5 separate regions of the Homo sapiens genome follow, and regions 2, 3, 4 and 5 are each linked to region 1. A link is a loop called in an ENCODE intact Hi-C map of the cell type or tissue named here. Cell type or tissue: heart right ventricle. All regions are shown on one strand. Each heading gives the region's core, and the rest is flanking DNA. Links, peaks and the distances in the headings are about the cores only. Region 1 holds the start of LOC339593 (a long non-coding RNA gene). Region 2 overlaps SLX4IP (SLX4 interacting protein). Region 3 overlaps JAG1 (jagged canonical Notch ligand 1). Region 4 has its middle 180 kb from the start of LINC02871. Region 5 overlaps SLX4IP (SLX4 interacting protein).

Region 1 (5,909 bases), core at 592-5,591:
GTACATCAGCTTTCTGATGCATTTGCTGTGCACATGGGCCAAACATGCTTGTCTGCTAGAAAAACAAAAAACAAAAAACAAAAAACCCTCAGGCCAAATGCCTCAGAGTAAAAAGCCTTCCCTATTTATGTGAATGACAAGGGGATGTGGGCGGGGCTGCTACGTAGTTCAGGTGATGAGTGGCACCAGCAGGAGATTCGGAGAGTGGGAGGAGAGTGAGGTCCTGGGATGGGTTCTCAGAGTATTGCTCTCCCCCGCCCCACCTCTCCTCTTACCCTGCTTTAGCTGCACCCTGAGGAAGCCCACAGCTTGTGTCAGGGTGTCCTTCCCCCTGCAACTCCATATCTGGTTTCCAGTAACTGCTCTCTGATGTTGCCCCTTCTGCCCTGGCACGCTAACCACTCTGGGATGTCGAGAGCCCTGGGATACTACACAATCCCCTCTTGCTTTTCTTAAACCACACCTGCACCTTTGTAAAAAGTCCTGTTACTAAACAATCCTTGATTCACCCATTAAAATGTCCCCTTTCTTTCCTGCCTGATAGAAGTGATACCTTTATATCTGGGTAGTCTCATTAATACCTCACAACAATCCAGTTGTTATTATTTTTCTTCTTTTGCAGAAGCACAACTCTGAAGTAAGTCACCTAAGGCCACGCAGCTAGGAGATAAATGAATCAACATTGAAACCCAATTTTGTTGCTTAGTATCCCACATTCTCAAACTATATTATCTGTCCTTATTGTGAATAAAAAGTGTTCTTATTAACACTACATTCTTGGCTCAGTGCTAAGCTCTGTGGCCCATTGTCCAGCACTTGACCAGGTCCCCGGCAGGCACTGAGCCATTTGATGCAGAGGAATGCTGAGCAGCGTGAGGCCAGGCAGGCCCAACTGGCCAGGTGACGCCTGGCCAGATGGTTCCTCCCCCCGGCGCCCCCAGAGGCCACTATTGAAAACCTGAAAGAGACAAAAAGCCTGTGGAATCCTCCAAGGGGACCAGATGCTGCTTAGGGAAAACCTCTCCACACTGTGGCATCAGGGAACGGGTGGTGCAAGAGAAGCTTCAAGAATGATGAACAGAACAAGAAACTGCCTCACTTGACAATAAAATAAATGCCCACCACCTCCTGTTTCCTCGTTAATGATTATTAAAATGATCCTGGTACAAGATTAATATTAAAAACTGATGCTTAGTAATAAACTTCTCACAGCTATCTTCAAGATTTCCAGGGAGTAATAGCTGAAAGGGAAAACTGAACAAGAGGAGTCTTCCTGTGTGTTGTAGTGCCTGGGTGTGTATTTCTTTCCACTGCTAGTACTTTTGTTGGCAAATAGTGCACGCTGTTGGAGCCTATCCCCCAGACCTTAAGTAGGGGCAGTGGGTCGTGTGGGATGGAGCCCTATCAAATGGGGCTGGACTCTGGTTTTGTCTGCTGTGACCCCGGGGGTGCCCGCTGGGATCTGTGAGCAGGCAGAGGCCGGTGGGAGCACCCTCCGCCTCCCTTTGTTCCGCCGGGCTCCAGCCTGCAGCAGCTGATCCGGTTATTATGCTCCTGAAAAGAATTTCTAGGTGGCCACAGTGACCATAAGGAGCAGAGAAACCACGAGGGCTGCAAGCCACGAAGAGCAACACATCGGCTATTGAGCACTAATCCCACCCATAATTAGAGGATCCCTTCAGCCTTGTGGTGCTCACAGAAATCTGAACTAAGGCAGAGAGGAGCCGTCTGAGGTCTGTAGGCCACCGTTTACCAAATGTGCTGTCATCAGCGCAATTAGCTTATTTGGTGGGATCGGCGTTTTAAAAAGAAAAACAGAAAGCTGTATAGAACATAGACTTGGGGCAAAAACTGAATTTAAGATGTAGTTAAAGTCACCTTTGATTTCTCAGCTTCCTTCCCCCACCCCATTCTTAAAATCATGCATTTTAATGAAAATTTGATCTGCGTGGGTCTGATTTGTTTACTTGGGACTCATCCAAATGCTGTTTTGTAAGAGCGATTTCATATCTAACAGATTTGCATAACTTGGGCTATACTTCTCAGAAAGAAAAACTCATGTTGGGCCCTAAATGAACAGATTTATCGCTCTGAGACTTGTCCAGGCTTTACGGTGGCAGTTGCTCTCTGCCTACTCTGCTCTCCCTTGTCTTCATCCCAGGCATCCCAAGGTTTCTGCTATACTAAAGAAAAGCTGCGCCCATCATCTGAATCTAACCTTCGTGGGTGCTCAGGAACCTGTCACCTGTTCTAAAATTCCACCTGCTATTTTAATTCACCACATGCCGCCCGTTGGCTAAGTGGAAGAAAATGAACATCTGATCACAAAGTCACTAATTATGTTTAATTACTGGCTAAAATATTAACTTTCAAAAAGGAAGATAACTTTTGAAAGTGATATGAATTCACCACTGTTGTAATCTATTTAAATTCATGTGTTACAAATAAATTACAAGAGAGAGGAAGATGATGTATGAATCTATATAATGGTCTTCATTTTTTTTCGAACCTATTATCTTGTTTGATTTTCCTAACAACATCATGAGGTACATAAAGGCAGATTTTCTCAGTTTCCTTTCATAAATGAGGAAACTGAGGTGCACATTTTCCACAAACCACACCAAACACTTGGGATTATAACCTGGATTTTTAATAACTTATTTGTGTTTATTTATGAGATGAAATCCCAAGCAAGGGTTCAAGGCCTTACCTTAGAGACCCACTTGTCCAAGATCCAGTAATATCTGCTCATGTCTGGTCCTGCAGATTAAGAAGAGAGTTGGAGAATTCTAAATGCTAATTGTCTTAGGTAAAACTGCTGTTTCCATGGTATCTGGGTGAATAAAAATATGGAGGTGAACTTCCACTACTGACCCGGAAGGATTTTCTTCATGAAAAGATTGTCACAAATCCTTTTGGAGGCTAAGAATAAAAAGTGAAGATGTAAATGTGCCTCTCTAGAACACTGTAGTATCAACCTGAATTAATCTCTCAAGCACATATTGCAAACACAGCTAACCAGGCCAGGAAAAATCATGGATAAGGGTCCTCTTCCTAAGCAAGCATACCTCGGGCCCCAATAGATGCAAATATAAGCATGGAATTTGCAAGAACATTGGAGATAGAAGGACTGCAAGTTTTACTTGAAGCTTTTTTTTATTAAATAGCTTGAAGCAGATATGTAATGCGATTGGTTAGCAAGCAGGCAATTTTAAGTACTTATTGAGTATTTCATTCTGATTGAGAACAAATTGGTGTTTTAACAGGATATACCCTTGAATTAGAGGTAGCATATAAGTAGTCAATTTACATTCTGTTTATAATTCCAAACCAGAAAGAAACATTGAATAAAGATACGTTTACCACATTTGGCTTCACCATGCAAAGGTCCCGTTGAATAGCAAAAGATTTGCACATATTTAAATTAGATTTCACACAATCTGTAAAATGACAAAGTATTAGGGAGGATTAGCCTAATTAAATGAGATTGTGAGAAAGCCTCAAAGAGATCCAAAGTGCAGATACCTTCCAAGTAGGATCACAGTGAAGGCTTCCAGAATCTATTTTGCCTCTTTCCCAGCAATCAGGGCTCAGATTACCCTGGGCGACAGTAGCACACTTGTGTATGCAGTGACATCTAGTGACAAAGAAAATAAAACCGGCTCCAAGGACACTTTCTTCACCAGACAGACTCCACAAAAATGACGCAGTACCTATCATTACTGTAGATTCGTGCATAGTATCCTATAGAGATTGCAAAAGAGATACACCAGTTTCTACACCAGATATGTTCAAAGAGGTAATACAAGAAGTATCAGTAAGGTTTGGCAAACAGCCGTGGTATCAGAATCCAAACAGGTAATTAAAACAGATTTATTTCTGTCTTATGTGCCCATAGTAAAAACTGCTGTTAATGATTTGGACACAGAGTTCGTGTGGAATGTTCTGAAGAACCACTGACATCTTCCAAGAAAAGAATCCATTAAGATGAATAGAATTTGCTACTTGAAATTCATGTCCAAAAGTTTAGAAAATATACATATGCAAGTTACTCAGGCAAGACAAAGATTTAACCAACTCTCCAAGTTATCTTAATCAAGCTGAAACCCACTTTAGATTAATTGGAGTAGGCCATAATAAAATATTTCCTGTTTCCTTTTGTCAGATTTTAGGATTTTAAGCAAAATGAATAAAATATATACAAAATCACAACTTTCTCTGTATAACAGGAACTTGGGGTCTTGTCTTCGTAGAGTTAGAAGAAAGTGAAATCTACAGATGTTAACTAGCTACACTGGAGGCAGGTTAGTGCTGTCCCGCTGAGGACTCCAGTTTTTAATCACCATCCTCACCCCACAGGACCTTTCAGGAGGCAGTGATAGTGCAGCCTACACCTGGAGGTCTCTCAGATTCTGGTGATCTTCAGTGAGGCCTTGGAGTCGGAATTTTGAGCAAACGCCCAGGTGATTCTTATGCAATTCTGCCATATCCTACCTTTTCTTATATGCTCCAGTGCAAAAGTAAAAATACCACTTGGGATATGGAGAGGGTTTAAACTTTGTAAAGGTATCCACAGTTGCCTGGGACTCGGACTGTAAGTAAACCATGAACCAGTTTATCCATGTGTGGCTACAACATTATTAAAAACAGTGTAATTGCCAGTATATTCTCAAAATGGGTTGCAAAGTGGCTGAAAAAAATAACTGGTTTTGGCCGGGCTCAGTGTCTCATGCCTGTAATCCCAGCACTTTGGGAGAATGATGTGGGTGGATAACCTGAGGTCAAGAGATCAAGACCAGCCTGGCCAACGTGGTGAAACCCTGTCTCTACTAAAAATACAAAAATCAGCCAGGTGTGGTGGCGGGCACCTGTACTCTCAGCTACTCGTGAGGCTGAGGCAGGAGAATCGCTTGAACCCGGGACACAGAGGTTGCAGTGAGCCAAGATCACGCCACTGCACTCTAGCCTGGGTGACAGAGCGAGACTCCACCTCAAAAACAACAACAAAAACTGGTTTCCTTTTTTTCTCCCTCCCTCCCTCCCTTCCTTACTTCCCTCCCTCTCTCCCTTCCTTACCTCCCTCCCTCTTCTCTTCCCTCCCTCCCCTCCTCCTTGCTTCCTTCCTTCCTCCCTTCTCTCCCTCCCTCCCTCCTTTCTTTCCCTCCCTTCCTTTCTTTCTTTCTTGCTTCCTTTCTTCCTTCCTTCCTTCTTTTTTCTTTTTTCTCCTTCCTTCCTTTCTTCTTTCCTTTCTTCCTTGGTTCCTTCTTTCTTTCCTTCCTTCTTCTCTTTGTCCCTCCCTTTCTCCCTCCTTTGTCTGTCTTTCTCTCTCTCTCTCTTTCTGTCGCTCTCTTTCTTTTTCTTTCTTCTCTCTTTCTTTTCTTTTCTTCTTCCTTCCTTTCTTGTTTCTTTTCTTCCTCGCTCCCTTCCTTCTTTCCATCTTCTCTCTCTCCCTCCCTCCTTTCCTCTCTCCTTTGTCTGTCTTTCTCTCTCTCTCTTTCTTTCTCTCTCTCTTTTTTTCTTTTTTCTCTTTCTCTCATCTTTCTTTTCTTCTTTCTTTTTTCTTTTTTAATGATTGTCATTTCTATATTCAGGGCTCTCTTTCTTTTCCCCCATGGAAAAATTAAGTCTATAAGCAATAAACTCTTTTAAACAAATTAGGCTTAAAGTTGTATCTTTAAAATACTAGCTATATAGCATGGCTTAGCCCTGATGAAGGCATTCTGAGTTTTTCTGAATTATTGATTGTGGATTCAATGCTTGGAAATTTAGTAATTGCTGATATAGCAAGGGAGCCTGCATGTAAAGAATTCTCAGTAAATTCTTTAGTCGAGTTGTACAAAGAAATAACCAACACATTTATAAAAATCCCACATTGTCACAAAGTAAATTATTAGTTGATTATTCTCCTT
Region 2 (5,909 bases), core at 366-5,365, 660 kb before region 1:
CTCCCCTTATTCACTGATGACCTTACACAAGTCATCTGGCTTCACAAGAGCACTAGTCACCTAACTTGTTAAGCAAAGGTAAACATGATACTTTCTGTACAGCGTTCTCAAGTTTTCCTAAAGAGCAAGTGAAATAATGAATATTAAAATGTCATAGAAGGCCAGGCGCGGTGGCTCATGCCTGTAATCCCAGCACTTTGGGAGGCCGAGGCGGGCGGATCACGAGGTCAGGAGATCGAGACCATCCTGGCTAACACAGTGAAACACCATCTCTACTAAAAATACAGGAAAAAAAAAAAGGTAGCCGGATGTGGTGGCAGGCGCCTGTAGTCCCAGCTACTCAGGAGGCTGAGGTGGGAGAATGGTGTGAACCCAGGAGGCGGAGCTTGCAGTGAGCCGAGATTGCACCACTGCACTCCAGCCTGGGTGACAGAGCAATACTCTGTCTCAAAAAAAAAAAAAAAAAAAAGGTCATAGAAAGTCTAAGGCACTTATACAGTATTAATTTTTATCAACATCATTTCCTTTCTTCTCTGAAGAAGTCTTCATTTAAATGCAATTAACGCCACATTAACAGACTGCTGTACAATCTTCTCCTTCCTGCTTGAAAGGAGAAAAATACCTGACACTATCATTCTGCTTATATTATTAATATTTTCCCAAGAAACTCGACTCCCTAATTATTTTCTCCACTTGCCAGCTCAACTTTATTTTGCAGCTATAAAAACTAAAGTACCAAAGAGTTAAGTGATAAACCCCCATTTAGCCAGCCAGTCAGTGCTGGAGAAAGAGACACGCTAAAGGCAAAAACTTGTGACCTTCAGTGGGAGTTCTGTTAACCAACATCCAGAGGAGGAAGAGGAGGAGGAGAAGGAGCAGCGACCACCCAGCTCAACACCTTCGATTTCCAGTAGCTGCCAGCAGACTCACATTGAGATACGGCTTTGGAGGAAAAACCCAGTCACCTCTCTAAAGTACGTAGGAATCAAGAGACAGCAGACTTCTCAGGCTTGAATTCCTAAAAGCCCATCTTCATCAGAACACCCACAGTGATAGCACAGAGAGTTCATTAGTTAGCAGATGATTTAGAATTCAATACTCATTTTCCCAAGGATACAGTGTCATAACGGGATGAGGTTCCCAGACTAGTTCACAAAAGCTGTTACTATCATGAGCTCTGAGTCTTGGAAAGAGGAGGCCTTAGTATCTGTATCTCAGGGAAATGGCAAGAGCTATTCCTTCCACATCCCTGGGCAGAAGGCCAGCTCAGAGCAGAATTTTGAAATGAGACAATCATCTGTGGTGTGTTCTCTCTAGCTCTTAGACCCTTTTCCCATCAGTGCCCAGGGCTACTGTGGGCTCTCTCCTGGTTAGCCCTACTCCCTGCGCAGCTGGACTTCATGTTTACCCACCTCTCTCCACCATGTCCCTGTTCAGGCCCACATGCTCAGTCAGGTGAGATGTTAGGAAAGACATTATCCTTCTTTCATCATCCCGAAAGAGGTCTGTCTACCTTCCCACAGGTGTTGGCACTTTTCAACCACAGGCCTTTGTCAGAGAAGGCATTTTTTTTTAACAAGAAGACCTCCTAAAGTGGCCCAACTCTGCCTTGGATAATTCCTAGTATGTTTTCTCTATTTTTTACAGATGTTTCCCTTCTACTTTTAAACTGGAGTTACTAGCCTATGATTCATGAATTCCTTAAAATTAAAAAAAAAATGTGTATTTTTATGTTTTTTTCTGGTCAAAGTTAAATAGCTTCTATCCAATTCTCAGAACAGTTGATAAGCCTCACAATGTCAAGTGTTGGCCCAAACCCATAAATTCTTCAAAATGTCCAAGTTTGTCACACTTGTTTGGCACCAGAGATTTGAGCATAGAGGCTAAGGTTGGTCAGGATATATTTTTAGGTTCTTGAGGGTAGGTGAATGTAAACTGGAAAATCCCTGTGAAATGTATACTTCCTGCAAAATAACTTCCTTGATTATTTTCACCGATTTCATGTTTAGGGTGATACTGTTTGCAGCCACTTATGGGTGCTTCCCCAGATCTACACAAGAGCTTCACTGGCATCAATTCAGAAGAAAAGAAAACTTTTAAAAAATAATTTTAAAGAGAAAATGAGAGTATTCACTACTAACCCAAATGACAGCATTATCAGCAGCCCTGGCTCACTTCCCCTTAGAGACCCGCCCTTTTCATGGGAAGGCAGAGAAGTGAAGTCCTCAGAGGACGGACTCTGGGCCAGACACGTGTGGAATGAAGGCTTGCCCCTCACTGTGGGAACTGGGCAGATGGCTTGGCCATCCAGAGCATCAGTATCCTCAAGTCTGAAATGGGGAAGGTCATGTCTGCCTCGTGCATGTCTCACGTGGACTCACATACCAGGTGCTAGCCCCTGTGCCAAGTGTTTTGCCTTTGGTCTCAGAACAAATGTCCATCATCATTGTCATCTTTAGAGAAAAACAACTTCAGTCCCAGTGGAATTCATGCGATGCCACTTTTCATTTCACCTCCTGTTTGCCTCAGTTCCCTTGAGTCAATACATACATGCTTGTGTGTTTCCATCTTTTCTTTTCGTTATTCATTGCGACTCTGTCCCACCTGTTTTGCCCTTTTTACTTAGTTATTATCAAAAAATTTAAAAAGTATTATTAGTGAAATTTAGGAAAGAGAGACTTCTTCATTTTAAAGACAGGTGGCTTCTGCGCAGCCATTTTGCCTTGTGGTCTGGGATTGTAGTCATTGTCATTCATGCTCTGTTTGCACTGCTTTTCTGTAACTAACTGAGGCTTTCTTATGTGTCATATTTCACATCGCTGATGCTCCTGAAAATCATGAGGTGTCCACTAAAGTATGGTTGTAACGTTCTTTTTGCCTCATTACAAATTAAAATGTTCCAGTTTCATACTTTAACATTATTATATGCCCCCCAAATAAGCTGATAATATATTACACTTTTAATCTGCTTTTATTGTTGGCAGAAGGTTTTAATTATTTGCAGAGGGCTGTCGCATACAATAACCTATTCAGTGCAACAAACCTGAGAAGAGATTGTATCAGTCTTGAACCTTTTCATTTTCACGAGACAGCAAGGCCAACTCAAAGCAGCTTAGCCAAAAAAGGAAGGTTTTTGTCTCATGCCCCTGAAAAGTCCAGGCTTTAGGTACAGCTTGATCAGAGACACAAAGAATATCATTAAGACTCCATTTCTCACCATCTTTGGCTCCAGATTCCACTGTGTTGGCTTCACTCTCAGCTTATGTGTGGTGGTTGGTCCCGGCAGCCTCAGGTCCATATCCTTCCAGCAGGGGGAGGTGAGGCCTCTTGCCAGGACAGCTGTGGCTGATGCATCTCTTTGAGGCTTGTTAGTTCAGTAGTTTGATTGGCCTGAGCCACAGGCCAGTTTCTGGAGTCAGGTAGGGAAACAAGGTCTCTTGAAATGCATGGACATGGATGGGGGTTGAAGATGTGATTTTCCAGGACAAAATCTGAGCATTGCTTCCAGGAACTGAATGAGTATCCACCATAGAGGCATTATTATCATCTCTCTTTTTATAGATGAAGAAACTGGTGCTCAGAGAATATGTCAGTTGTCCAAATATCACAGTCAGGTAGTGACCAAGAGAGGACTGGAGCCAAAGTGCTCTTCTCTTTCTATAAGTCCATATCTAACCATGATGGCAAATGATACTGTGGCCATTGGGCAAAGTGAAGAGAGTACTACTGCACAGGGAGCAGGCCTCCTAGACTCATTTCTGCCCCTGACTACATGCACGGCCTCAGTCTTTGTGGGTCTCATTCTTCTCATCCATCACATAGTGACAATACCTGCCCTGATGAATACTCCTTGGGGACCAGATGAGATGTTGGGAAAAGGACTTTGGGAATCATATGAGTTCTTCATGAATACAAGGCACTCTTGCCTTCTCTCCAGCCCCACATGGTTTGTGAAGGCATCACATTTGAAAATGTGTTCAACACTCTCCAGTTTCCAAAGTTGCTTCCTACACCTCACTGCATTTAAATTTCCCAAACAGTCCTGTAAGGTAGATGAGAAACCAACCATCAAGGGGTTGAGAAGCTGGCCCTGGGACAAGCCAACAATGAACATGAGACCTTAGACTCCACTCCGTTTCACCTCTGTGCTGGGACTCGTGTGCCAGGAGCCTCAGCCTGATTCGATCAACTCTGGGTGTATCATTCTCAGCAGATGTGATTAGGAGGAATCGAGAAGCAGTAACATTTTGAATATGCCCTAAGACTATGTTTTGTAATATTCTACTGTGAATTGCCTACTTTTCAAAATACTCTGGTTGGGTTACTATTATTATTATTGAGATGCAGTTTCGCTCCTGTTGCCCATGCTGGAGTGCAGTGGCGTGACCTCGGCTCACCTCAACCTCCGTCTCCCAGGTTCAAGCGATTCTCCTGCCTCCTGAGTAGCTGGGATTACAGGCATGCACCACCACGCCCGGCTAATTTTCGTGTTTTTAGTAGTGACAGGATTTCACCATGTTAGTCAGGCTGGTCTCGAACTCCTGACCTTAGCTGATCCACCCGCATGGGCCTCCCAAAGTGCGGGGATTACAGGCATGAGCCACAACGCCCAGCCATTAATTATTATTATTTTTTTAATCATCATGTTTTACCTTTTTTATTTAATCATATACAAATCTTACAAAAATGCTTGAAGTAATTTAACACCTGTACATCAGTACAAAACCTGGCTGAGTAAAATGAAGAGAGAATCTATTCAAGATCATTAAGACCAAATGTAAACTGGGAAGTATGTGGAAGATAGCTGTCCAGCAAGTGTCTGGAAGGTGTTCTAGCTGGGTAGAGAGCCTATTCTAACAGACACGCACATCGCAGAAAGCGGCATGAACAGAACCACATCCTAGATAAGAGTGCTGTGTACAGAAGATCCATGGAGGCAAGTGCTGTCAGGAAGGGACACTGCCTCCCTCCACCCTCCCAACTGTCACCACCAAGTTCCTTCAGGTGAGACCTCACACAATGTCAAGTGCTTTCTAGGAAATACTAAGATCAGGTTGAGAGATTCTGCTTGGTCTAGTCAATCTGAAAAATTCAGGCTGGAAAGACACCTTTTCTCAAGAGTTGAATTGCTTTTTGCCTTCAAGTCTTGCCTGCACCTTGCTTACAATGGCATCAATTTACACCTAAGGACCTTTGAAGAGAAAAATTCCATTATTTCTTTTTTTTCTTGAGAGCAGATTTTTTCCCTCCTCCTTTGGAAGATTTGCAGTACTTTGCTTCCATCTGAGCCAGAAAATTGTCCATTTCCTTTTGCCAATCCTTTTGTCTGCTCTGAATGGCTGCCTTCAGGCTATCCACGCCTTCATCAAGCCCCAACTCCTTTCTGCTCATTTCTGCTTCTTTGGCCTCTTCCTGAGCCCTCCTTTTCTTTGCATTCATCTTTTGTGTTGATTCTTTGACAAAGGCGTTATAGGATGGGACCTCTCCGGCGTCAATAGCTTGCTGAATGATATTCCTTATCCTGGGTTCCTCTGTGTACTGCACGCAAAGCACAGACTCCATGATCTGATCCATGTCACCCTTGAAGTCCAGATAGGCCTGCTTAATATCAGCCAGCTCTTCTTCCAAACCTTTGTATGTCTTTTCAAAAGCTTGAACGTCCTCTAAAGATATCTTTTTAAAGAGTAGCCGCCAATACGCCTCCCAGTCTTGATCTTGGATGAGCACAGGAGAGTCCTCGTCCACCGTTCCCTGCTCATCGTACACTGCTCTCTGTTCTCTGTCACCGAGAATGGAATAGACTTTTTCCAGGATCTGGAAGCAGCGGGTGGCGTCCTCCTTGTCGCCCTCGCCCACCCGGTCCAGGTGTACCTGCAGGGACACCTTGTGGTAGCCTCGTCGGACCTCGC
Region 3 (5,796 bases), core at 1-5,000, 620 kb before region 1:
TTACCTCCCCACACCCCCCTCCAACCGAATCCCACACCACAGCCACTAGTGCAAGCATATTTCAAAAACCAAAAGCAAGCGTGTGATAGAACCCTGCTGTGTCTAGGAAAGAAAGGAAGTCATCTTTCTCGCTGAGCTGTCTCTAACCACATTCCAAGACATCTCAGAGCTGGGGTCATTTCATCTCCCGCTGCCTCCTATACGAATCAGCATCACCCAAAAAACTTTAGAGACTTGAAAGTTACAAAGGCTTATAGAATGGTTGGGATAAGGCCTATCTTTGGAAGCTATTTTCACTTTTTTTTCCTTAAACAAGTCCTTAAGTATATTTTTTAAAAGCTGAGTACAGAAAAATTAGACAAAGGGCTCTCATTCATCTTGGACCACTTACCAATTTCACAGTTGGGTCCTGAATACCCCTCAGGGCAGGAACACTGATATTTGTCAGGGCCTGTGTTGCTACAAGTTCCCCCGTTGAGACACGGCTGATGAGTCCCACAGTAATTGAGATCTGCCAAAAAGATCCTGGAGTCACTAAGAGACGCCTGTGAAGATGGCGAACCCACCATGTTTCTAGCCCCAGTCGTCTTTTAAAAAGAAAAACCAGAAAACCCACACAGCATTCAAGGAGAATTCAGAATAAAAGCCCCTGCCAATAAAATTAGAAACCAAATTAGTGCCATCCCACCCCCAGATCCCACCCTGGGTCTCATCCCTAAGGGCCATACCTTTGTCACAGAGCTGGCCGCCCCAGTTGGTCTCACAGAGGCACTGCCAGGGCTCATTACAGATGCCGTGGACGCATCCCGGGTGTGGGATGCACTTATCACAGTACAGGCCTTGCCAGCCGTACTGGCACCTGGAGACACACAGCACACCTCCAGGTTAGCCTTTTGAACGTTAAGAGACACCTGTACAATTCAAATGGAAGACTGCAAAGTCCAGGCTTTTTCTGTTTTGTTTCTGGGGACAGGAAGGTAGACTCCCAAGGCTCATCAGGGGCTCCGTATAAACAAACATTTTCACAGTTGAGCTGAGGTCCCCTCCCAGCCGACTCCTGACAAAAGGAGGGCTGTTTGGGAAGAGGCCAGCATGGGGATGCCCTTCACAAAGCCACTCTCTTCTCAGGCTCACACGAGTGAGCCAAAGGTGAAGGCATGGAATAAATCAACCCGTGCACCTAGTTGCGACAGACTATAGAGGAAAGGACTCTCTCGGTGACAAGAGAGCTATGCCAAAGTCTCTGCAGACGCTGCACTTGCCACTCTGCTCTTTGTCTGCACAGAAAGTCATGACCCCAGTGCACAGAAATGCAACAAGCCACCAAGTGCAGCAGGAAACTGCCTCACGATGACGCTTTATTTAAAAAAACAAGGAGAGAAAGGGGCACCCTCCCTTGGCCAAAGCCAGAGTAGGCTCTCTAAACCCACTTCTATAGGGAAGGAGAAGGAAATGACAACACTTGGAACCAACTCCATAATTTGTGTCCCATTACTGTGTGCTAATTTATAGTGATTTCTTGCTTTGCCAAGAAAAGAAAAAAAAAAGAAAGCAGTCTGCTTAATTTATCTAGTATTGGCGGAGTTGAGGTTCTTTTATATAAGCACCTTGATTAATCATACTCTTTTGGGGCCAAATAGTGCCTCTGATCCCCAAGCAAAAACAAAAACAAATACAACAACTTTCATCTGGGGTGGGAGAGGGGGCAGCGTCTCAAACCACTCTCCCTTGAATTTTCAAGCCCTCTGAAACTTTAATTGCCTTCTCAAGAGCCAAGCTTTAACAAGGGTGGGGGAAGGCAGGGAGAAACATCAACTAGCCTCCCGGTGGAGCGTGGAGGGTGGAGGGTGGAGGGTGGGGTGCGGGTGGGATGGGCAACATGTTTCCAGAACGGGACCTGGGAAAAGCCACGATCAGCGCCAACCCCCTAAGCTGCTCAGCTGTAACTCTGGAAAACAACCCCCGCCCCCTCTAGCTCCCCAGAAGGAAAGGCTTTCGGTTTCCCAAGAGCGGGAGGCAGGCTAGCAAATCCTTGTCATGGGAAAATTATAGGGATCTAGCTAATAGCTAATCACCCACGGCTGAGAGTCAACTTAACCCCTGAGAATACTGACTAACCACTTCCTAACTTCTGAAACCAAGCTATGCACACCCACATGCAAAGAAATCACTAGAATGTGTGGTTTAAAGTTAGACACTGGATTCTGGTTTATGTAAAATGGAATGTCAACGTGACAAGTGACTAAAGGAGTAAGATAAGAACAAAATTACAATCTAAATAATTTCTCAAAAGCGGACACCCACGTTAGTGGGAGGTAAGGGTGTAGCCATTCTGTCAAGGCTGATATTCTTAGCCTGAAAGATAGTAAGAGGGAACTGATTACGAAATGGCAATATTCTCACCGTCTTCCCTTATTCTCTTCCAAATTCAGGATCACTAGCCCTCTTCAAGTTGCCTCATAAAGGCAAGGAGAGGCAGCTGAGGACCCAACCTCACCTAATTAAAGAGACCTCAATCCCCAAGCATAAAAAAGCAACCACAAGAGGCCATGGATGACTTCAAAAGAAAACAAATAAAAATACTGACCCTAAAAGAGGCACCAACCAAGTTATCCCAGTTTAATAATATATGATTAAGATTCTCATGAGAAATTGAAGTGACTTTCCTCAGATGATGATTCATAATTAAGTTTGATATTATTGGCAGGCTTGCAATAAGCAAGCATGTATACCCAGGGAAAGGGACTCAGTCTACTTGGGAACAACAAAAACCAGTAAATTTTCTCATGTGGGGGTGAAAAAAAAAATAACCTGTGTAATACATAATCCAAAAGACAACTTGCAGGTAACTTGCCATTCAACTATTTCTGCAGCAGGACACAACCTGAACTTCCTCAGCGTGAAGGTTCTGTTTTGACTTTCTTTCAAGGTAGGGAGGGAAAACTGGGCTGGGAGACTATGCAAATGATGTGTGGGAAAGTCGCACCTTAAGTAAATAAGGCCATCAGTGCGTGTCTGGGCAGGGAGAGGGAGGTGGGACTTCGAAAGAGAAAGGGCTAAATTCTGGAAACAAAGCCTGTTGTTCTGGCTGGGAGGGCCCTCCCCTGTATAGCTGTATGTGTGTTCTGATGACAGCAGCACAAATCACAGTCGGCCTCCGCTGATATCCATCTGAGCAGGCAGCAGGCTTGGAATCACTAATAGCACTGCCATTGGGACTTTCTCCAGAACACCCTTAATTAGGAAGAGTTAAGGTAGGTGGATTCCTGCTCCGCATTGGACAGCAATGCTGTTAAATACTACAGTCCATCGCCACCAATGGGAGACAGCAGGAGAAGCCCCTCAGCCTTCCAGGAAATAAACTATCTTTCTGAAGTGTAGGAAGAGACAATTCGGGACAACCAGTTCTTAATTTAGTTCCATGTTCCCCCTTGCATGGGAGGGGAACAGACGGAGCGGTGGAATCATAAAGGTAAAGGCCACAGATAGTTCTCTTTAAAGGAGTAGCCTCAAAATTTACTAAGCAGCAAAGTCATGTGGCCAGCTTGTCAAATGCAGACTCCTGGGCCAAACCAAGGACTAGGATTCTATGGATGTGGGACGGAGCCCACGAACCTGCATTTTAACAGCTCCCTTGTTAATTCTGGAAGTTACACTTTGAGTACTGAGGTCTGGGGGCAGTGATTGCTGATGGTTCCATCAGCAGCATCGCTTGGGAGCTTGTTAGAAATGCAGAAACCTGGGCTCAGCCCAGACCTATAGAATCAGGACCTGCGTTTTAATAAGAGCCCCAAATAACATTAGTTTGGGACATACTGGTTTAGACTATGTTTCATAAGATTCCCTTTACTCATGTCAGAGTAGCTTTGGGGGCAAAAGTGACAGGCTCAAAGGATCCATTTAGCGTTACTCCTTAAAATTTGGGAGGAGGGAGAGCAAAGCATTAAGACTGCCAAAAACACCACAGACACCAACAATATTTCCCAAAATAAGCCTTTTCCAAACGGGCGTAATATAAATTTCAAGAAGTTCCAAAACCCGCCATCGTGAAGTGGTCAGGGCAGGCCTCCCTTTGGCTTCCGCATTGTTCCTGGACCATAAAGGAACAGACTTCAAAGGACTGCAGCAAAAGTCTACATTCATCAGGCTCAACTGACAAGATTCCAGGGCAGCCATTAACCTCTCAGCACCAACCCAGCTCCCGCCTGCAAAGGGGCCAGGAGATTGGACTAATCCCATTCTAAAGAATGCTGGACTTTCGCCTATTGATGGGAAAAGTCGGGGAGGGGGCTGGGAGAAGAAAGCCTTGGTGGAAGAGGAGAGAGACGCAAAGAAACAAGCCCACATCCCTCCATCTAGCCCATCAGCACTATAAGGGAAGATTATAAAAATGTGTTATCAATTTACAGAACAGTTAATACATGAAGTCACTGGCTATGCCCAAAGAGTTTCTTTTTATTCCAAGAGAGAAGTGGTGTGTGCATTCCACCAGACAGCTGGTATAATTTAATAAGCTTCGGATGTGTCTATCTGAATTTTTTTTTTAAAAAAGCTTTCTTGTTCTCCAAGGAAAAAAGAGGCATAGTCACAATAAAGTCAGTTCCTCTCTTACATAAAGGAAAATTAAAAGAAATCTCACAAAAGACCAGTTGATTTACCTGCAGTCACCTGGGAGTTTGCAAGACCCATGCTTAGGACTGCAGCCTTGTCGGCAAATAGCTGTAAAAAACAGAGAAGGGCGTGTCAGCACACTGCCTGTTCCTTGCATCGCCCCGGTCATGAGAATGGCCCATTGCATTAAAGTCTGCAAATTCCACGATTTTAACAGGTCTCATATCAAGTCCCTTGTAAGGAGAGGAAGATGGGAGGGGCCCAAATAACAAAACCAGCTTTAAACTTCAAGGCCTTGTTAGCAGATTCTGAAAACATGATATTGTTTGGGGACAAAATGCAGACAAGTTGACGAGGGAAGGGGGACCTTCGTCCAGCCTCTCTAAACCACAGCTACCCTGGCTCCTTGAGCAGAGCTTGGTCAGTTTCCATTCTGCCCACACCCTTTTCATTAGAAGAAAAAAAGGTATAGATAATCCTTCCCCATCCCACCAGGACACATTCAGATGAGCCTCAGCCTTTAAAAAAAAAAAAAAAAAAAAAAACAACCCATACCAAATGCCTGGTTTGAAAATTCCATGGGACTAACAGAGCCAGCCAGGCTGGACTCATTGGGCAGGCTAATCTGGTGGCCAGATCTGGTGAGACTTTTATAAAGTATCCTTGCAGAGCAATTCTCTACTTCGTTTAAAAAAAAGAAAAAAGTAACTTCTAAAAAATGTCAGTTTCTAAGACCAGGCAACAGTGGCCCATGCCTATAATCCCAACACTTTGGGAGATTGAGGCAGAAGGATAGCTTGAGGCCAGGAGTTCGAGACCAGCCTCAACAACATAGCAAGACTATGTCTACACAAAATAAAAAAGCTGGGTGTGGTGGCATGTGCCTATAGTCCCAGCTACTTGGGAGGCTGAGGCAGGAGGATCACTTGAACCCAGGAGTTCAAGGCTCCAGTGAGCCATGATTGTGCCATCATGGGTGACAAAGTGAGCACCTTATCTTAAAAAAAAAAAAAAACACCAAACAAAAAACCCACACTAAGTGTTAGGTCGTTTAATTTTTAAAACACACTAAAATATGTTAATGAATTCCCCTTTTCATTTGAATTCCAGAAATGCCATCCTTTTTAAACTCTTCTCTCCAATTATTTAAGAAAGCAGTAGTACTACCCGGGAGAGCTGTAAATT
Region 4 (5,909 bases), core at 433-5,432, 69 kb before region 1:
AGAATAAAAGTATAATGGAGAGATAATATTTGAATAGAAAATAAATAAAAATTTTCTAGAACTGATTAAGGACAGAATCTAGAGATTTTAAAAAAAGCTAATAAATCTCTAAAAGGGTAAATAGAAAGACATTTACACCTAATCATTCTATCATGAAACTGCAGAATTCTAATGAAGAAGAAAAATCCTGAAAATAGACAAAAGAAAAACAGATTATCTTTAAAGAAATGACTGACAGCTAACTTAATAGCAACAGTGAATGCCAATAGCAATGGAATGGTGACTTTAATGTGCTGAAGAAGGTAAATGTCATCCTGAAAATCTATATCCCGTGAAAGTTACCTTCCATGTGAAGAAGAAATTTAGATTATTTTCAGGCAAACAAAAAGCGAGAGGATTTGCCACCAGCAAACCTACACTAAAAGAAATAGTAAAGAATGTTCTTGAGGCAGAATCAAGTTGAATCCAGAGAGAAGATCCAAAGTGAACAGGGAATGAAGAAGAGAGAACAAAGTGAATATGTGGGTAAGTCTAATAAAATGTACAAAATAACAATAATTAAACATGATAATAAGGTATTAAAGATTAAGACAGAATTTAAATCCAAAACAACATTAACAGATTTACTTGAATGTGATAAAAATGAGTTGAAATGTTCTAAGGACCTTGTCTTTTCTAAGGGAAAATTGAAGTATTGATTAATTTTCTACTTTGATGTATACTAATGTTTTAACTTGTATGATTTTCAAATTAATATTTAAAAATTAGAATAAAAACATTCAAACTGAAATATTACAAGAGGGAAAGGAAATACAATAGAATAGTTAGAGAAAAATAAAAATCAAGAGGGTATATTTTAAACACAAACGTGTTAGTAATCATTGAAATGCAAATAGACTGATTTAAATGCAAATAGACTGAATAATTAAAAGTAAAGAATATTAGCTTGGATTAAGGAAAATTCCTGTGAAATCCGGTACATCCATAATCACTGGAAGTGGGGAATTCATGTTCTAGTTTATGAGGGTGGTGTTCCCTGAAGTTGTGTAGTATACATCCTATGTGTCCCTGGAGCTAACAATAAAAATAAAACAGAAGTAGAAGCTTGGACAAATATGTATTATTTGAGTGTAAAACAAAGGAAAGGTAGTGTTGCAATAGTAATACTAAACATAATAGATTTAAGGCAAAAGGTATAGTCACTTTATAATGATAACAACTTCAACTCACAAGAAGATGTAATGATTTTACATATCCATGCACCTAATGATAGAGATTCACAGCATATAAATCAAAAATTGATGGAACCACAAGAAGACGTGGACAATAAGAGAATCAAAAGAATATATAGGCAAAACTACACTCATATAAGAAACTTTTAACACATCTGTTTCAGGAATTGAAAGAACAAATGAATCAAAAATAACCACTCAGAATTTTAGCATATTATCTTGCTCAGTAGTTAATAGAATTGCAAGGAAAAATCAATACAGTAAAAAAGAGGCTGAAATGCACAAACTAGGTATTTGTATTAGTCTGTTCTTGCACTGCTATAAAGAAATACCAGGAACTGGGTAATTTATAAGCAAAGAGGTTTAATTGGCTCACAGTTCTACAGGTTGTACAGGAAGCATAGCACAGCATCTGCTTTTGGGGAGGCCTTAGGAAGCTTACAATCATGGTGGAAGGCGGTGGGGGAGCAGGTGTCTTACATGATAGGAGGAGGAGCAAGAGAAGTCGGAGCCACCACACACTTAAATGACCAGATCTCAGGAGATCTCATTATCACGAGGACAGCACCAAGTCATGTGGGTCCCACTCCCATGATCCAGTCACCTCCCACCAGGCCCCTCCTCCAACATTGGGGATTACAATTCAACATGAAATGTGGGGGAGGACAAATATTCAAATGATATCTGCATTCATTACAAGGAGTTACTAAACTTTCACAAAGTAGAATAAAGTAGTTCAAATGATAAAAATAGGGCAGAGAAGATAAACATTGCCAAAATTTGGTTCATTGAAAACACAAAATTTTAAAACATCTAGAAAATTAATTTTAAGAAAAGGAAAAAAAAGAAAGCCCAAATAATCAAAATCAGGAAGACAAGGAGGCCATCACACACATAATGCAGACATTGTTAAGATATTACGAACACTCTTGCAAATAAAATGGAAATTTCAGAAAAAACTTGAAAACAATCTTAGAAAAATATAACGTGACTCATCTTACTACTTTTATATACACTTAATGGGAACCTACAGTGGTTTAAATTTTAGAAACAATTGTAAAAGGCCTTAAATATATTCATATACTTTTACTTCGTAGTCTCAATTCTCGGTAAGTTTGCAAAGGAATTATGCCTAAATGCAAACAATAACAACAGCGACCTTGACATACAAACACATTCCACATAGTTACTTACTCAAAAAAGAAAACTGGGCCAAATCAAGTGTGAAACTATTGATGAACAGCTAAAAAAATGGAGACAAGTGGGCCAAAACATCGTTTTTTTTTAATCCACTTTTTTGAAAAATGAGAAATCTATTTTTATTTCATTTTGTTTATATTTGGGCATATACTATAAATGTCCAGCAACAAAGACATTAATTAAATAAGTGATAGAAATATACTATGAAATACAATGAAATCTTTAGAGATGATTGTGTAAAAGTCTTTTTATATTTTGGGGACTCTAGCCCATTTGCATAAATTATCTTAATCCTATAAGAGGAAAATACAGAACCAGTAGGGAAAAAAGAACAAGATCATGGCAAGCTGAAAAGGCACAAAACTTCACTAAATCAAGTCAGGATTCAAAGAGAAAATCTAGCTTTATAGGGAAGCAGTATTAATAATAGTAAAACCCCAATAGTCCATTGTAATGCTTGAGACAAGGCCTCACATTTCAGCAGGTAGAATTATTACCACCCTGGGGACTCACGACCACAAGTCCATCTGTGATCAAAGCAACTCAGTTCCAAGTTTCACTGGATTTGGTGGTGATGTTCCTGATAGGCCTTATTTATCAGTTCTATGGTGACCATTAAAAAAAAAAAAACTCTCACACACACAACAGAATATTTTAAAAATTGAAGTTCATTTTATAATCAATAAGCACACTTAATGCAATGCTATTTTTCATTATTACTAGGTTGATAGTTTATCTTAAAGTTTAAGGCATCTTATTGTCAAGGAACCATAGTGTTTCCAGGGTTCTTCAGACTAGCTCAGGAACTGTGCCTATGGGTGACACCTGGCATTAGAGTTAGCACAGAGGACTTAAAAGCATTGGAAGGGAAAGGAGACCAGAAGTGAAACTGTAGATCATAACACAATCGAGTTATTAACAAAGATTACTTCCAGGTCTCAAAAGCTTGTGCTCTACTATGAGAGACAGGCTAAGAACAGTGACAAACCCTAGAATATCCTCCAGCAAATACTAGGAAGTTGGTTCGTAAGATCACTTTCCCAACTGCTACGCCCTCTGTTGGTAGGCACAGTTGATGAGTCTGACCTCACACAGAGTTTTGCTTCTGTCTTTCAAAGTCTGCAGGTTGGAAGGTGTAAAGCTGTGGAGTTTCACTGCCAAGTTCTGTGGCACAGGCTGTATACTCTAAGAATTTAAAGGCGAGATATTGAAAAGGACTAAGGAAGGATTAATGAGTTAGAGTTGGGGCTTAAAGAATTTCAATAGGTAAAAAGAGGGCTTTTCCAGGGCTAATAAACATGGAACTTGAGAGGGGAAGAAGGAAGGTGCATTTTTGGCATAGTGTTTCTTCTGGAGCATTTCCTTATTCAGCTCTGGAAGTTCTTTGGCTAAACTGGAATTGCAAAGGCAAGAATCTACTTGGAAATAACTGGAATGTGACAATATATTTCTCTCTGCTTCTCCCTCCTGACACAGAATTGGAGCCTAAGCCTCTTTGAGACTTTTCAGTCAAAGCTGGATTTTCATGCTAACGTATCTTAACCATACAGGCCCATTCCACATCTTGCAAATCTTGTGCCAGAAAAGGATTTCCACTGCCTTGCAAAGCTGTCCTGGCACAAACAGACCTCTGCGGGCATAGAACAGAATGAGCACAGAAAGACTACACAGCTTCCTGTGCTTGACAGGGTAGGAAGGAGGCTCTGCGCTATTCCCCTCGGGGGAAGAATCCCACACACTAAGTATAATTTCCAGGCAAGTTGAGTAATGGGGCAAAATTAAATTGGACTCTCCTTCTGTCTTAAACCTAATTAATCTTCCTCTACCATGCACTTACTCCACTAAAATATGGCATTAAAATTCCAGCACTTTAGTTAGCACTTTCCAGCAGCTTTCTATAAGGAGTAGTAACCTGATCTACTAGTTCATGAAATCCTAATATGGAATAATTTAGAAAAGTGAAAGGGTTGGTTCTCAGCAAATAAATAAGATATTGACTTAGGAATTTTAGATCCCAACAGTAGAAAAGCAGTGCCCCAGAGATATAAGTATTGTTATTATTATTACTTTGTTGTGTGATCTTGAGTCTAAGAAATCTATCATGTTAGTTGTTAGTGTAATTACATGCTTTGTGAGCATACTCCTTGCTAAGGATTTGTGGAAACAGAACTCCCTAATCTATAACTGTTAGTAACTCATATTTATTTTGAATTTGTTCTGGCTTCTGTTTTTCACATATTTAAGTGTCAGATTTGCTGTTGTGTGCTAGGAAAAAAAATGTTTACTTCAAAATCAACCATATTTTGATTTCAATGTACATCACAGCTTCAGGGTAGAAGTGCCCAGGATTGAGATGGTTGAACAAGGGTATATTTTCCACCTGCCTTAAAACTTAATTACAACTAGAATCTTTTCTTCCCCCTTAAGTGAGTAAATCCCAGACCAAACCTCTCATGTATTTACTTGTTTTGTCCATGCTAAGACTACAAAAAGAGAAAACATATTCTGGCAACAGTTATCCTAAGAGAGAAAAATTGCAAAATACCTAACATGTTGAAACATTTAGAAATATACCACAAATATTCATGTTTATGGGTTGTTTATATGTGCATTTACATATATATGCATATATTATTATGATAGCTTAATAGGAAAGATTCCTGCATATTATAAAACTTAGATTTATCACCAACTCTAGTTTTATGACATTGACTAGAAAGGAAGGACCAGAAATAATGGTTCTCTTTAGCTTTAGATTGGGTGATTTTTACCATTTATGTATATTTTATTTGATTGGCATAATATAGTGGAGCACATGAGCAGGTCATGTACATAATTCTCTTTTTTTTCCCTGAAGGCCAAGCATATAAGAACATAAGAGTGAAGTTCTAAAAGATTTTGTAGATAAATGATTGCAATAAGATGACTATCGATATTTAGGTATGTTTTAAAAGGACAGAAACTTAATTTGTTGTTTCTTATTGTATTGTTTCTTTAATATTTACTTAATTGCTTTCATTATTAAATACCTATAATTAATTGATTGCATGAAGAAAGCAAGAAATAAGTGAATAAAAAATATGTCTATACCAAATGACATATATAAAGTATAAAACAATGATCAGTTAGATCATAAATATTTTAGCTTCTGCAGTTCATACAGTCTCTGTTGCAACTAGTCAACTCTACCATTTTAGAGCAAAAACAGGTATGGATAAAGTATAAACAAGTGAGTGTGGCTGTATTCCAATAAAATATTGTTTACTAAAATAGTCTACAGGCTGAATTTATCCCATGGGTCATGCTTTGTCAAGAGCTGATTTAAGGCATCAAGGGCAGCCCTTTATTCTCAAAATAAATAATTAGCTTATAGGTATTTTAATAATTTGCAAGACTTCATGAAAGGATCGGCTCAGAGGAAACACAATTCACCCAAACTTTCTACTGACAAGTCATCAGTATATAGATGGTGTACAG
Region 5 (5,909 bases), core at 349-5,348, 720 kb before region 1:
GACAAGACCTCCCACCTCCGAGGACTTGGAAATAGTGTGAGTTGCACCTCTGGAATTCTTAGGAAAGAGATAGGAAAAATAACCAACACGTTCAGTTGGCAGTGAGTTTCCAGTGAAGTAATCCTAAGATTCTTGTATTCCCATTTCACGAAATATGAAAAATGACTGCTTGTTGTTGCTGATGGCAGAGTTGTCGCTACTCCAGAATAGGGAGAGAGGAAGTTGTTCTATGATGTATCAGTGCACTGGGCCGAATAGTAACGGCTTGGTCCCTGGAAAGGGCTTAGAGCTCTCCCTTTGCAGACAAGGCTGTGATTTGCCCAATTCTTGGGGCTAACTTGTTCTGTCATTTGTTTTTTTCATTTGTCTTCCTTTCATTAAATATTAAGTATTCACTGAGGGCTGGTAGTGTGTTGGTCACTGGGGATGCAAGATTGGCAGAGGTATAGACCTGTCTCCATGGCTTATAGCCTAGGATGGGGGCCCTACATGGACCAGTCACTTAATGTAGAAATAAATAATCACATGAAGAATGGGCTGGTCCAGAGCAGGGAAAGAGAAACTGTTCAGAATAGCTTCACAGAGTTGACCACACTCCTGCTAGGGTTCGAGGATGCATAGGATCTCAACAAGCATGGAAGCAGCGAGGCAAGTTGTAATGTAAGCCAAGGATGAAAACGTCAGGTGCAGGAGACAAAGACATGGGCCTCATTAGAGCTTGTGAGTTGCTGCTCTGAGCTGCAGCAGGAGTGGACTGATCCGATTTATAGGTTAGAGATTTCCCAGATATGCATTGAGGGTTCATCCAGGACACCAACAGAAGTGACTGTAATCTTCCAAGTGGGAGAAGATAGGAGCAGCAGAGCAAGAGAGAAGTGTGTGTGAGAACGCTCTAAAAAATTAAAATGGACAAGATGCGTGACTGATTCTGGAGGGTTAGGGGAAGGGAGGAGTTGGGGGTGACACCCCTGTTGTTGGCTGAATCCTCTGGGTGGAGGGGATAGAAGCCAGACCAGACCCTGGCTGGGGGACTCGCAGCCCAGTGCATGCAATGTGAAGCTATTCCTAGCAGCCTGATGGTTGCTCAAGAGGTGGCTTGGCCTCTGCAGAGTGACCAGTTCTGGGCTGAGAAAGAAGTGATGGTTACCATGTTGCTTCTCTCAGAAGAAAGCTGGAGAGTTGATCTTCTGAGACTAGAAATAACCTTCTCCTAATTAGGAGGAGGAGAAAGGGAGGCTGTGCTGCTGGCAGTGTAAGAAGCTTTCTTTTCTTTTTTTTTTCTTTTTTTTTTTCACTTCTGTTTTCTCATGAGTGACAAGAAGCAAAGCTTTGAGAGCAGGGAACTTTGGAAAGGCAGAATACCTCTGCCTAGTGTGGGAGGGAGTTGAGAGAGCTCAGAACTGCAGGCTGCAGAGGGAGAGCCCCCTGCGGGGGAGGGGACTGCCTGCCAAACAGTGGAGGCTTCCAGAAACCCCAGGAAAGTCTGCTCACCACAGTAAGATTTGACAATTTATTTTTCTAAAAAGAGACATTCTACTCAATCTGTTTATTTTCAAACTTAGACTAGGTTATTTGTGATCAAAGTCACAAAATGGTGAGAAAAATACCAAATTGGACCTTACTATTAGGTTAATTCTTCAGCAAGCTGCTGTTACAGTATCAATTCAAGTTGCTTAAGCTTAAGATTCCCCTCCCCCCACCCCCTTTTTTTTTTTAAAGAATTAGTTTTGCGGTGGTAGGAGGGTTACAAGAAAAAAAAACAATTAGTTTTGCTAATGAAAAGGTAGCAGTGAACTTGGTTTAGATTAAAAAATCAGGAAAGAGCACCTGTAGGAACCTGCAATAAAATGTGTTGAGACATGTTTTACCGCTTTGGAAGGGCTTTTATTCCAGAATCCTTGGAACTTCAATGGGCCTGTGATTGAATTCAGAGGCCAGTGAACTTGCATGGGAAAAAGTTACGTCTTTATTGTGATCAAGTTCTAGTAAATTTAGTTTTCCTTTTTATTATGAACGTGGGATTCATAATCAAAATATGAATAATATTAGCAGTATTTGTCACCATTAGAAATTATAGCTCTTTTCATATTACATTAAGGTTGTTGCAGATAATGAAGATATCATTTATGCTTATCGCCACTTCAGATTTGTAGTAGTACTAGATCCATCACTATGTGACAAGACCCAATGCCTTAATAAACAAGGACATACATTCCTATGTCTCAAATTTTTCTTTCGTTAAGATAACTGTACTTCAGTGTAATTGGTTTTCTTGTTAATCCTATGTGTTGTGTTTCATGCATTTAAAAATATTATTCTGAGCAACTTTCATCAGCTTCACAGTTGGCTAAATAAGTCCATGGCACAGGAAAGGTTAATATTCCGTGGCTAAGATCCTGTAGTTGTGGCATGCGACCTCCACCTGGTGGCAGCATACTCCTTAAAGGTTAAATTCTGTAACCAACAGTTGAGAAGGACTTTAACAGTATACTTGAGTGGTTTTCAAACATTTTTTATTACAACCCACAATAAGAAATAGGCTTTCCATCATAACTGAGTACACACTTACTTACATTTCACAAAACAATTCTTGATCTAACCATATGACACATTGATATTTTGTATTGCATTCTAATATTATCTTCAGTTCTCTTTCATTAAAATAAAATGCTGGTTGCAACACACTAAACTGTAACACACTAAAGTGCACTCTTTTACATCGTAGGAAACCATCTTTCAACATGCTTCACAGTTTATTACCTGGTAAACTTCATTTGGGTCTCCCACACATTTTCAGGGACGTAATACCTACATTTTAAATAACTGCCAACAAGTATGAGTGCATTTTACACAGTGTTTAAAAATTGTTTATTATTGATGTATAATTTAAATATAGTGAAAGGAACTGATTGCAGTGTATACATAACATACCCCATCAAGATACAGAATAGTCTTATCACATACAAAGTTCCTTTGTGACAGTTCTCACCCAGTTTTTTACCCCCCTGGGAAATTACTGTTTTGATTCCTTTCATCACACGTTGATTTTGCTGTTTTAGAATTATATATAGATGGAACCATACAGTATATGTTATTTTGGTCTGGTTTCTTTTGCTCAACCTAATGTTTTTGAGATGAATACATGTTGAGTCTATCGGTAGTGTGGTGAGTAGTGTTCCCTTGCATGAATATGGCACAATTTGTTCTCTTGTTGTAGACTTTTGGGTTGTCTTCACGTTGGGTTATTATAAATAAAACTTCCATGAATATTTGCATACAAGTCTTTGTGTGCACATATACTTCATCTCTCTTGAGTAAACACCTGGGAAGGAATCATTGGCTCAGTTGATAAGTAAATGTACGTTTAGCTACAGGAAACTGACAAACCCATTTGCCAGAGTGGTTAGACCATCTTACATTTCCACTGGGAAAGTATGAGAGTCTGGGTTGTTCCATATCCTTACCAACATTTCATGTTATGTCAGTCTTTTTAACTGTAGTCATTCTGGTGGGTATTGTAGTTGTATCTCTTGGTGGTTTTAATTTTAATTTGCCTGATGACTAATGATATTGAACACTTTTTTCATTTTCTTATTAGCCATTCATTTATCCTATTTGTGAAGTGTCTATTCAAACTCAGGTTTTTTGTTTTGCTTTTTTTAAAAATATCAGTTTGTAGGAGTTCTTTACATATTTTGGGTACCAGTCCTTTTTGCCAGATACATGTATTTTTGAATACATAAATACATTTCTCCCAGTCTGTAACATACCTATTTATTTTATTAGTGGTGCTTTTTTCGTTAACAGAAATTTTTAATTTTGAAAATTTAACAATTTTACAACTATTTTTCTCAATATTTGGTGCTTTCTGGATCCTAAGAAATCTTTTCCTATTCCAAAGATCAGGAAGATAGTTTTGGCTTTTTTGTCTAGGTGTGTGATCCATCTCAAATTAAATTTTGTATATAGCGTGAGGTAGGTGTCAAGTTTCACTTTATATTTACATCTGATGGTCTAACCATTTGTTGAAACTACTTTCCTTTCACTGTTGATATATAGGACAGAATTTAAAAAAAAAAAAACAAAACTGTCCAGCCAAGGAAGTGAAAAAACTGAACCTCTGAGTCTCATAAACCGAATCTCTGGGTCTCTCAGACCATCCCCAACCTTGGTGTCCCATTCCTTACCAAATTAGTTTGTTCACAGTTATCTTGTGATTCTCAGAAATTACTTCACTCATATGTGAGGATTTATAAGGCAACAACTTTTCACAGGGTCTGTAACTGTGCTATCCAGTATGGAACCACTAGCTACATGTAGCTACTTAAATTTAATTTAAATTTTATTAAAAATGTAGCTTATCAGTTACAATAGCCACATTTTAAGTGCTCAGCAGCCACATATGGCCACATACGGCCACATATGGCTATCTTATTGAACAGCATATATATAGAATATTTCCATTATTTTCTAAAGTGCTGGACAGCGCTAGCCTATAGAATAAGAACAGAGTCAGGCTTTGTACAGTTTTGTAGCATACTTTAATGAATTTTGTTTTGTTTTGTTAACTAGCATTCAGTATGTATCTTTATCTTCTTGCTTATTTCTCATTCTTCCATGTTCCTATTTCAATTCCAAAGTGTACCGTCCTAGCCAATCCTTTTGTCCGTCTAAAAATGCAGTATCTTATATCTGTTATTTGCTGCTTAGAAGAAAGAATTCCCCTGGCTGTGCATGGAATCATTCTTTTGTGGAGCCTACCTAGTACTGACCTATTTAACTTCTCTCGATGCTTCACGTCTTCCAACTGCTGCCGGGATGCTTGGACATCCCCTTTCAAGGTGCAGCCCAGAGACAGATATTTTGTCTTTCCTGTCTTGATTAACATTGCATCTCTCCTTAGCATTTCCACTGTAAATGTTAAACTTAGGGAAAGTAGTAGATTATGACCTGTAACCATGTTCTTTATTAAAAGTTCTGTCTAGTAGTGAACTTTGTTGCCATTTCATCATGAGCAACCACATAGGAATTTGTGAGATTTTCTCTCATTGTTTGCTGGGCATGAGCCGCACAGACACTGACTCTGCCATTAATGTCTTTCAGTGTGGGAATTTTGCTGTCCTCGTGGATCTTCATATCTTGCCACAAGGTTCAAACAAAGATACAAGCTGGTTTTCTGAACAGAAGAAAGAGGTACAACAAAACTTTCTACTATTTAATTGCAAGTAGCTGCTGCTGCTATAAGAAATATCAGCTCTTTCCAGCTTTCATTTCTGTTAGTGGGAAAAAAATGTTGCGTATTTAATCCTTGAAAAACAATTGTATTCCCAATGACAGACACATATGCACCCACTTTTTTTTTCCTTCAGAAACTGACACATTCATAAACTTCATATGATACTGTATTATTTAAACCAGACATTTTATACCTCTTTGTTTTGGGGGAAGGATTTCTATATATTCAAAAAGAGGAGAAGAAGAAGAAGAAGTTAAAGTGACTATTTCAGTAATCAGGGATTTTAACCTGACTGGTTGTGAAGGATGGCCTGAGCACCTGAAGCAGGTGTGGCAGTTAACACAAGGCTGAACCTTCACACCCATCTTAAAGCCTCAGCTTTTATTTTCTATCATCCTTGTATTATCATGAGCCTTTGACAAGTCAGGAAATACTTGACGGTGTTCCTTCTCACAATGGTCAGTCAGGAAAGCCAGTAGCCGGGGGCTTAGCAGAGCATGATGCTGGACTTCACTGAGCCTCAGCCTCCTCATCTGAAAGTGAAGAGGTTTGCCTAGATGCCAAATTCACTCCTGGTTCTAAGTTTCAACAATCCCACCCAAGTGCTGCTTGTGGTGGAGGCTTACAAGCTGCACTGAGCTCTCACCATTGCTTTGCCTCCTTCTCTGATCCC

What was found. Hi-C counts contacts between places; a loop is a spot of excess contacts. Peaks named below come from ENCODE experiments on the same cell type or tissue, not always from the same donor. Only the 100,000 strongest peaks of a DNase experiment are listed, where the experiment ranks them.
Region 2: it touches region 1 in a loop (5-fold over the local background); 6 of 110 quality-filtered maps call a loop at or near these places.
Region 3: it touches region 1 in a loop (2.3-fold over the local background); 10 of 110 quality-filtered maps call a loop at or near these places.
Region 4: it touches region 1 in a loop (2.5-fold over the local background); 24 of 110 quality-filtered maps call a loop at or near these places.
Region 5: it touches region 1 in a loop (12-fold over the local background); 74 of 110 quality-filtered maps call a loop at or near these places.

What each region holds. Positions count from the first base shown.
Region 1 is chr20:11,270,624-11,276,532 of GRCh38, forward strand. It overlaps LOC124904960 (a long non-coding RNA gene), which reads left to right. Exons shown (of 2, transcript XR_007067724.1): 2 at 623-1,124. It overlaps LOC339593 (a long non-coding RNA gene), which reads right to left and starts at 2,760. Exons shown (of 2, transcript NR_038972.1): 1 at 2,711-2,760. RefSeq lists a silencer at 38-332. In heart right ventricle, for the core only: CTCF peaks have their summits at 962 and 3,654 (motif pointing left); no DNase peak of the experiment used is centred there.
Region 2 is chr20:10,608,225-10,614,133 of GRCh38, forward strand. The region is part of intron 6 of SLX4IP (SLX4 interacting protein); the gene reads left to right. It also overlaps the pseudogene DNAJC9P1. Among named protein-coding and RNA genes, the nearest start is that of MIR6870, 39 kb to the right of the region's middle. In heart right ventricle, for the core only: a CTCF peak has its summit at 3,313 (motif pointing right); DNase peaks (open chromatin) are centred at 1,267 and 3,317; H3K27ac peaks cover 3,422 bases.
Region 3 is chr20:10,651,740-10,657,535 of GRCh38, forward strand. It overlaps JAG1 (jagged canonical Notch ligand 1), which reads right to left. Exons shown (of 26, transcript NM_000214.3): 5 at 4,659-4,719; 6 at 729-859; 7 at 392-511. Among named protein-coding and RNA genes, the nearest start is that of MIR6870, 4.9 kb to the left of the region's middle. In heart right ventricle, for the core only: no CTCF peak of the experiment used is centred there; a DNase peak (open chromatin) is centred at 1,961; H3K4me3 peaks cover 1,392 bases; H3K27ac peaks cover 4,456 bases.
Region 4 is chr20:11,201,854-11,207,762 of GRCh38, forward strand. No RefSeq gene overlaps it. Among named protein-coding and RNA genes, the nearest start is that of LINC02871, 180 kb to the left of the region's middle. In heart right ventricle, for the core only: a CTCF peak has its summit at 3,482 (motif pointing left); a DNase peak (open chromatin) is centred at 3,488; H3K27ac peaks cover 1,072 bases.
Region 5 is chr20:10,551,128-10,557,036 of GRCh38, forward strand. SLX4IP (SLX4 interacting protein) reads left to right here. Exons shown (of 8, transcript NM_001009608.3): 3 at 5,104-5,193. Among named protein-coding and RNA genes, the nearest start is that of MIR6870, 96 kb to the right of the region's middle. In heart right ventricle, for the core only: a CTCF peak has its summit at 2,427 (motif pointing left); a DNase peak (open chromatin) is centred at 2,424.